Linked DNA regions of Homo sapiens: region 2 is linked to region 1. A link is a contact called in ENCODE Hi-C or POLR2A ChIA-PET data. All regions are on one chromosome and are shown on one strand. Each heading gives the region's core, a stretch centred on a gene start or an enhancer-like site at or near the end of the contact. The rest is flanking DNA. Distances are from core to core; before and after follow the strand shown. Region 1 overlaps FHOD3 (formin homology 2 domain containing 3). Region 2 overlaps FHOD3 (formin homology 2 domain containing 3).

The links. A loop is a pair of places that touch in the nucleus more often than their neighbours do. ChIA-PET counts read pairs that join two places held with the same protein, here RNA polymerase II (POLR2A). Pooled maps may share reads with other maps.
Region 2: a loop to region 1 is called in a map of ascending aorta, with 2.0 times the contacts of the local background. The contact joins two enhancer-like sites. A Hi-C loop is called at or near these places in 5 of 168 maps with a recorded cell type or tissue (Calu3, GM12878, MCF 10A and 2 more), 7 of 37 single-sample maps with no recorded cell type and 9 of 50 pooled maps. POLR2A ChIA-PET finds 5 or more read pairs at or near these places in 1 of 52 experiments (activated T-cell).

The regions. Positions count from the first base shown.
Region 1 is chr18:36,570,042-36,574,221 of GRCh38, reverse strand. The region is part of intron 5 of FHOD3 (formin homology 2 domain containing 3); the gene reads right to left. Among named protein-coding and RNA genes, the nearest start is that of TPGS2, 260 kb to the left of the region's middle. Within about 2 kb of position 1,826, at least 3 of the 41 ENCODE cell types and tissues checked have a DNase peak (open chromatin) inside an H3K27ac peak, as active enhancers do; they include ascending aorta, where a contact is called at or near this core.
Region 2 is chr18:36,418,419-36,422,598 of GRCh38, reverse strand. The region is part of intron 3 of FHOD3 (formin homology 2 domain containing 3); the gene reads right to left. Among named protein-coding and RNA genes, the nearest start is that of FHOD3, 120 kb to the right of the region's middle. Within about 2 kb of position 1,826, at least 3 of the 41 ENCODE cell types and tissues checked have a DNase peak (open chromatin) inside an H3K27ac peak, as active enhancers do; they include ascending aorta, where a contact is called at or near this core.

The sequences.
Region 1 (4,180 bases), core at 577-3,076:
GGGCAAACTGGTAGAAACCTGTAATAAGGCTATCTAGAACTATAATTATTTTGTAAAGTTACCATGTATTTAGCGCTCACTGTGTGCCAAGTTCTCCAGAGGGACTTTATAGGTATTATTAATAGAAAAGCCATATGCAGTGGGTATTTTTACCTCCATTTGGAAGAAGAAAAAACTGAGGCTCTGAGAAGTGAAGGGATGTGACCAAAATCTCCATCACTGCCTAAGTAGCAGAGCCCACTTCCAGCCAGGGTGGGTGAGCACGTATGTGTTTATACTAAGAGCCTCGAAGTCCTCTTCAAGCCCTTTCCCAGTCATCATGATTTGGGAAACCTATTCTAAGGAAATAGCTCTAAGTTTAAACAAAATAAAAAAGGAAGCAAAGGTGTTCACTGAAGCATTATTTAATATACCAAAATAATAACTAAAACACAAATACCTGTCATGGTCCTAGAACTCAGCGTACACAGTCATTTACCAAAGCTATGTCCTAACTTGTAAAATGTTTCTCATAAAATAAGTAAAAAGCAAGTATAAGTAAAAAGCAACATCACATAATTAAATAAAATAAGTAAAAAGCAACATCACATTATTAAACACTCAAATCTTCTTTTAGTTGAGACACGGTCTCACGCTGTCACCCACGTTGGAGCAGTGGTGCCATCATGGCTCACTGCAGCCTTATCCACCCAGGCTCAAATGATCCTCCCATCTCAGCCTCCTGAGTAGCTGGGACCACAGACACATGCCACCACACCAAGCTATTTTTTTTTTTTTTCTGTAGAGATAGGGTCTCCTTCTGCTATCCAGGCTGGTTTCAAACTCCTGGGCTCAAGTGATCCACCAGCCTTGGAATCCCAAAGTGCCTGGATTACAGGCATAAGCCACCGTGCCCAGTTATAACACTCCAATCTTCATGCATACAAAGAAGAAAAGGAAATCCATAAAATATTAACCATTGTGATTGAGTATATATTCTTTGGATGTATTTTTCCTATTTTCCCAGCTTTCTAACATGAGCATCGATTACTTCTGTAATGGAAAAGTAAAATATGTTAAAAAAAAAAAAAAGAACAAAAATAAGACTGAATAATGTGAGGTGTTACATGCTTTTGTTTTTAGAATTTTTTTACTAGTGCATCCTTTCTTACCACCACCACCCCCACCCTCCTGCAGAAAGATGCAGCCCCTACCTCATGGAAGAGCTCCAAGAATTCGGCACATTCTGCCCTATTTTTTCCCATTTCTTCCCTCCTTCCCTTCCCAAACAAACTGGCAAGTCTCCATGGAAGAGGAGTTTGCTCCACTGTCCTTTTCCCATTCTGAGTCCCGCTGCTGAAAAGGCCAATCCTGAGGTACATTTTGGCACCTTCCTTTAAATCAGCTAACCACACAGGGAGAGAGAAGGTAGACTCTTTAGCCTTCTGGAAGGTATATCCACGGGGAAGACTCTCCACAAGGCTGAGAAGCTGGGACTGAAGGCCTCCCCCCAAGAGCTCAGGGCCTCTGGTACTGGCCAAGTGCCCAAGAAGCCAGGACACTATTACAATGGGAGAAGGCAAACTAAGGTTTAAAAGCTGACTTGATCTGTTCCCCGCAACATTCTATTAACTGGATCATACTGGAAGAGGTGCATCACTACAAAGTTCATGTCTAATGGAATTCAAGTGTCCGATCACGCTAATTTTTCATATTTTGGTAATCAAATCTTTCCCACTACATCTTTTTTGTACCTACCCACTACTACTAAAGCAATCCGGCCTGTAAACCGCTCCAGACACGAGATGGCGCTAAATAGATTCATGTGGGTTAATATTGCACTACAAGCAGCAAAAACCCACCAACCTCAAACGTGGGCCTGAGAATAAAACCCACACAGAAGAACAAAACAGATGCCCTGAAAACACACGTCTGGGTCACAGGAGCCATGAAAATTCATGATTTGTGTTTTCAAGAAGAATGTGGAGGCTGAGACTGTCTATCAGAACACAGAGGTAGATGGCACCACAGGTCTAGGAAGAGAGCATTTCCTGTTCTGCCACTCATGGAACTTATTACACTCAAGGTATATTTATTCATCTTTCTGTGCTTCAGTTTCTTCATCTCAAAAATGACACGGCTATACCATACTATCTATTTTGCAGGGGTGTGGTGAGGAATGAGTTAGAACAGTGCCTCCAATGAACAGAAGCACACGCTGAACAACTCTCAAAAACAGAAAACAGGGAGCAAGCTCTCCAGGCTAACCTTACCCAGCTGTGGGTCATGAGAAGTGGTGGGAAAACTCCTTGCCTAACTAGAAGTCACAAAGATTTTCTCTTATGTGTTCTTCTAAAAATATGTAGTTTCTCCTCTTTATATGTAGCTCTATGATCCAATTTGAGATAACTGTTGTACAAAGAAGCATAGATTGAGGTTCATTTTTTTTTCATAGGTCCAACTAATGCCATTTGTTAAAGAGACTGTCCTTTTTCTATTTCATTGCTTTGGCAAATTTGCCAAAAATCAACTGGTTGTGTTTGTACGGGTCTGTTTCTGTCCCATTGGTCTGTCCAACCCTTTGCCAATGCCACACAATCTGGATCACCATAGCTTTAGAGTAAATGTTAAAATCAGGTAGTATGATTCTTCCTATTCGTTCTTCTTTTTCAAAATTGGTTCAGCCATTCTTGTTCTTTTGCCTTTTAATACAAATTCTGGAAGCAGCTTGTCTAAATCAACAACAACAACAAAATCTTTCTGGAAATAATGTTAATCTATAAATTCTAGGAGAACTGACATCTTTACTCTGCTGAATCTTCTAACCTATAAACCTGTTATGTCTATTTATTATACATCTTCGCAGATTGCTTTTATCAGTGTTCTATAGTTTTCAACTATAGATGCAATATATGTTTGTTTGGGATGGTATTTTTTGCCAAAATTATAAGTAGTTCACATTCTTTGGAGCTATTACAAACGGTGTTTTAAAAACCTTTCCATTCCTAATTGTTTATTGTTAGTATATAGAAACAAAATTGAATTTGTATATTGGCCTTATATCCTATAACTTTGTTAAACATTAATTCTAGGAGTGTTTGATTTTTTGTTTTGTTTTTGTAGATTTCCTGGAATTTTGTACATAGACAATAATGCTGTTTGTGAAAAAGAACAATTTTATTTCTTCCTTCCCAATCTATATCCCTCTTCCCATCCCTATTGCACTAGTGAAGACTTTCAGTATAATATTCAATGGGCGTGGTGAGAGTGAACACCCTTGCCTTGTTCCTAATATTAGGGAGAAAGCATTAATAATCCTTTACTATTAATTATGATGTTAGACATATGTTTTTGTAAATTGTCTTTTATCAAGATGAGAAAGTTTCTCCAATTTCTAGTCTGCTAAGAGCTTTTTGTAAATCATGAATGAATGAATTTTGTCAAATGCTTCTTCTACATCAACTGATATGATTGTGTTTTTTCTTCTTCAGATTGTTAATGCAGTAGGTTATACTAACTGAATTTCAAATACTCAATGAGTCTTGCATCCTTTTTGACCATGGCATATTACTCTTTTCATATATTGCTGGATTTGATTTACTAATATTTGTTGAGGATTTTTTGCATCTTTGTTCATAATAAATATTGTTCAGTGTATTTTATGTCTGGTTTTCATACCATGGTAATACTGACCTCATAAAATGAATTGGGAAGTGTTTCCTCCTCTTCTGTTTTCTGGAAGAGATTTTGTAAAATTGGTTTTATTTTATCTTTAAATGTTTGGTGGAATTCACCAGGCAACTGTTTGGGGCTGGAGATATTTTGTTAAGAAGGTTAACTGCAAATTAAATTTCTTTAATAGTTACAGTAATGGGGCTAGTCAGGTTATCATTTCATCTTGGGTGGGTTTTGGTAGTTTGTGGTTTTTAAGGAAATGATCCATTTAAGGAATTGATCCATTTCATCTAATGTATCAATTTTATGTGCTGAGAGTTGTTCATAGTATTCTGTCATAATTCATTGAAGTGAAGTTTAATCCCCTTTCATTCTTAATGTTAGCAATGCATATCTTCTCTTTTTTCATTTGTCATTCTTGTTGGTCAATTTTATTTTTCTTTTCACAGAATCAGCTTTTTGTTTCATTGATTTTCTCTATTTTTTTCTCCGCTTTCAACTTCATCAATTTCTACTTTTATTATTT
Region 2 (4,180 bases), core at 577-3,076, 150 kb after region 1:
TGGGAAAGGGAATTAGAACAAGCCCTATGGAAGGCAATTTGATATCATCTATCAAAATTGCAAGTACACAGACCATTTGACCCAGCAATCCCACCTCCAGGAATTTATCCTCCAGGTAAACTTATACATGTGCAAAATGTCATATATGCAACGTTATTCACTGCAGCATTGTTTACCATGGCCAAGAATAGACAGCAGACTAACTATCCTTCAACAGGGGATAGGTTACATAGGATTCCTATATACATGGAACTGAATATTATTCAGCTGTTAAGAAATAGGAAGCTCTTTATTTACTAGTATAGGAAGAGCCCCAAGAAATAGTAAATGAAAAAAAAGTATATATGGTATGTTACCTTTATTTTTAAAAGGGAGTAAATTACATATATTTGTCTTCATCCACAAAAACATGTGGGAATTAATAACAAGGATTACATGTGGCGGCCAAGTGGGAAGTTTGAGGGAAGGAAGCAGAGAGCAAAGTCGAAGGTGAGAGGGAATAACAACATGAGATATTTTACTATAAATCACTGTGTACTTCTCAAAGTTGCAACCATGTGAATGTGCCACCTTTTCAAAAAAATTAAATATGGAGTTTAATTAAATAGCTTTTTAAAATTAGAATAAGGTTTGTATACATTGTTGAAACATCATTGCCACTCCAAAAGTTATGACTGTCTCCCAGTCCAGGAGAGAGGGCTTTGGGGTGCTATGCTGACTCCTTTACAGGTCTCTTTCTTCAGGTACCCACTCCCCCACACTATAGACTGCCTATCCACACAGGGGCTGCCACCCAGGAACCAGCATGGACCTGCTGTCCCCTAGAACCGGCATGTGATCCCAAACTACCACAAACATTCATGGCAGTCCCAGCTGGATTTCCAGGTTGCAAGTCACTGTTCTTTTCTTGTTGACTGCTGATTCTGGAGAATTATTTCAAAAAATCTGCCAGCAACACCCCTGGACCCAGAGCTACCTTTATACATTTTCAACAGTATATGTCACCTTTACCGCTATGAAATGTTTTCTAAAGAGAGAAAAAAAGTTAAGCCAATCACTATCGTCTTTTTCATTCTAAAATGGAAGCCATAAAAACCAATCATATGCAATCTCAGTTTTGTTTTAGGCTGCAAAGTTTAACATCCTTGAAATATCAACTCAAACTCTTGGATCAACTGAAGTAAAGTTTTCAGAGCCAACTAACTTTATAAGAATAAGGACAGTCTTACAAAAGAAGCTATCCAGATGCCTCATTGGTGACTGCTTGAATGAATATTTGGTAAATTCAAAAGTATCTTTTTGTTATCTAAGCATAAAAGTTAGACTTAGTTCAATTTGTGTGTATTTCCCTACACGTGACTATCATTGTGGCAAGCTACCCTAATCCATATTTCCATTTTAAAAAATGTTTTAGTTTTTGAAACATGCCCAGGAGCACATTGTTTTCAGCTTATTACCAGAATAAGTTCAACCAGAATAGTTTCAACTTTAGTGAAAACTAAAAACAGTTCAAGCACCCGAGTGCCAATTCTAAGACCTCTGACACTCTTTCCTGATGGCCACCACCAGACTTTGGCTGAGTCATGGCCAAATTTAACCTCACCATTTGTCTTCTGGGTAAGAGAGGGTGGGGGTGAAAGAGACAGTGATAAACATAAAAAATCCAGCACTACTGAGGAGTCAACAGCTGAAATGAAAAACTAACAAGAGATGTCTCCATTTACTATTTACACTCCTCAGATCATAAGCCTTCCTACTTATTATCCTGCACTGCCACCAGACAGTCCCCCATGGTCAGAAAGCCACCAGAATGGGCAAGGAATGTATCAACCATCTAAGTGAATCACAGATAAGCTAAAAGAAACTGGCCAAAAACTAGCAGTACCACCTGACCCCTCTCCTAGAAGATGGTTCTGACTTTAGGCAAACACTGCTCTTAAAAAATCCTATAATAAGGGAGTGAGAAATACTTAACATCAAATTTCTACCCAGTGTCATCTAAGGGCTGGTTGTTAAACCAGCTGTCCCGAGCCAACAAGGGCTAGCCATATGCAAAACTACTAGCTTATATAAGATCCTCATATCTCACAGTCACCTCCCGAGGCAGCACACAGACACTGGTGCATCACCAGGTGTGGGCAGGCTGGCACTTAGAAGTTCTTCAATCACACCAGAAGGGGTGCTACAGTGTCAGGTGGCAAGTGAGAGAGGAGACTGCAGATTGGCTCAGATGGAATGATTCATTTCCTGGGTGTTCACAGCTGGTTTATGACTCCAAGGTTGTAAGTTTTGGCCCACATGACATCTGACTGTATCTGATGGCCACAGACTATACCCTCAACTGTAGCTCATCTGCTAACAAGTGTACACCATCAATTAATTCAACAGTGACATGTGCCTGGCGCTGTCACAGAGGCCCGAGAGAGTGTGGACGGATCAGTATGAATCCAGTACAACTGTAAGGAATGCCCAGGGCACACTTCCTCCCTTTCCAGGCTCCGCATTCCAAGAGAAGCTCAGCTTCATAAAACACTGAGTCCAAGAGGAGACAGAAAAGTTAATCAAGTGTAACTTAGCAGGGTAGCCGGTTGGGAGGCATCAGATGCCTCCGGAAGTCATGGAAGCCAATACAGTATCTTCCTCAAGGAAGTGGCAAAGCTTTTCTCAGTCCTACTTTAGGTCTGCCCAGTAGACCATGCTCCAGAGCTAGCGCTCCTCAGCAGGCTAGCTCCCTGACTCAAGGATCTACTCTTCTTGATATGGAAAGAAGGATAAAAGAGAGCGCACTTCCTTCCCTTCAGCTGTGTTCCTCCCTGGCCACATGTGGCCACATGAGACAATGCTGGCCCAAGGAATCCCTCCAGTCTCTGAGGTCTGTCAGACACACTAACTCACTATTTATAGATGCCCCATTCACCCACTACTTAGGCACTTAAAAGAGCATGGGTTAGTCCCAACCCAGTGTCAGCACAGATGCAGGTTTGCTTTCTGCATTTGCTCTTACAGTAAACCTAAAAATTACAAGTAACAAGTTGCTACAGGGTTCCTATTGAATATCAGCATTCTTTCCTTCCATGGTTTATATAAATTCATGAAAACATGTGTGAAGCATCTGCCTTTTTATTTAAACAGAAAGCAAGAGCTCAGACTGCTGTGCTGTGGCATTTTATGTACAAACCCAACAGCTAAACTGGGAGCTCCATCCTTGGGAGGGGCACACTAGAGTTGGGTCACTACAGCTGCCCTGGCCACCAGCTGTCCAGGAGGCCTCCACTTGAACTCAAGAGGAATAGTCAACAACAGAGCAAAGCCAAATAGAGAAAAGTGGAATAATTCCTTTTGCCTGCACAGCTCAAAGTAAGATTCCAAAGTACCCTCTGACCAAGGAGAAGACGGCAAATTATAATTATTTTAAAATTCCTTTGAATGCATCCAATGTTATTTCACAACATTTTCCTTGAATTTGATACTTGGTAAAAATTTAACATCTTTATAGCCAGACCTACTATAAAAGTAATAGACCATGATTTTAACCTTGTAAGTTCTTTTTAGAACCATACACGTTTTTTACTCTTCCCCTCCCACTGTGTTAATTCCCCCCAGACCACTATTTTAGTCTTATTTATGAAAATAAAATTCCTATTTATAGAAAGAACATGCAGATTTATTTTATTAATTTTATTTTTAGACAGGGTCTCACTTTGTCGCCCAGGCTGGAGTGCAATGGCGCGATCTCGGCTCATTGCAACCTCTGCCTCCCGGGCTCAAGAATCCTCCCACCTCAGCCTCCTAAGTAGTTAGAGCTACAGGCACACACCACAATGCCCAGCTAATTTTTTGTATTTTTATTAGAGACAGGTTTCACCATATTGCCCACGGTGGTCTCAAACACCTGGGCTCAAGAGATGCTCCTGCCTCTCAGCCTCCCAAAGTGCTGGGGTTGTAGGTGTGAGCCACCACAACTGGCAAGAACATGCAGATTTTGATAAAAAGAATTCAACCTGTGACCTATAAGAAAAACTGAGTAGCAAAAGTCAACGTTTTGCCATGTGCCTTCCACACACACTTTCATCATCATAAACCTAAACTCCCATGACCTCAATTTCACAGAAGTACTCCCAAACCTTAAACAATCTAATTCTTAAATACAAAGCTTTCAAACTAACGTGGAATATCTTCA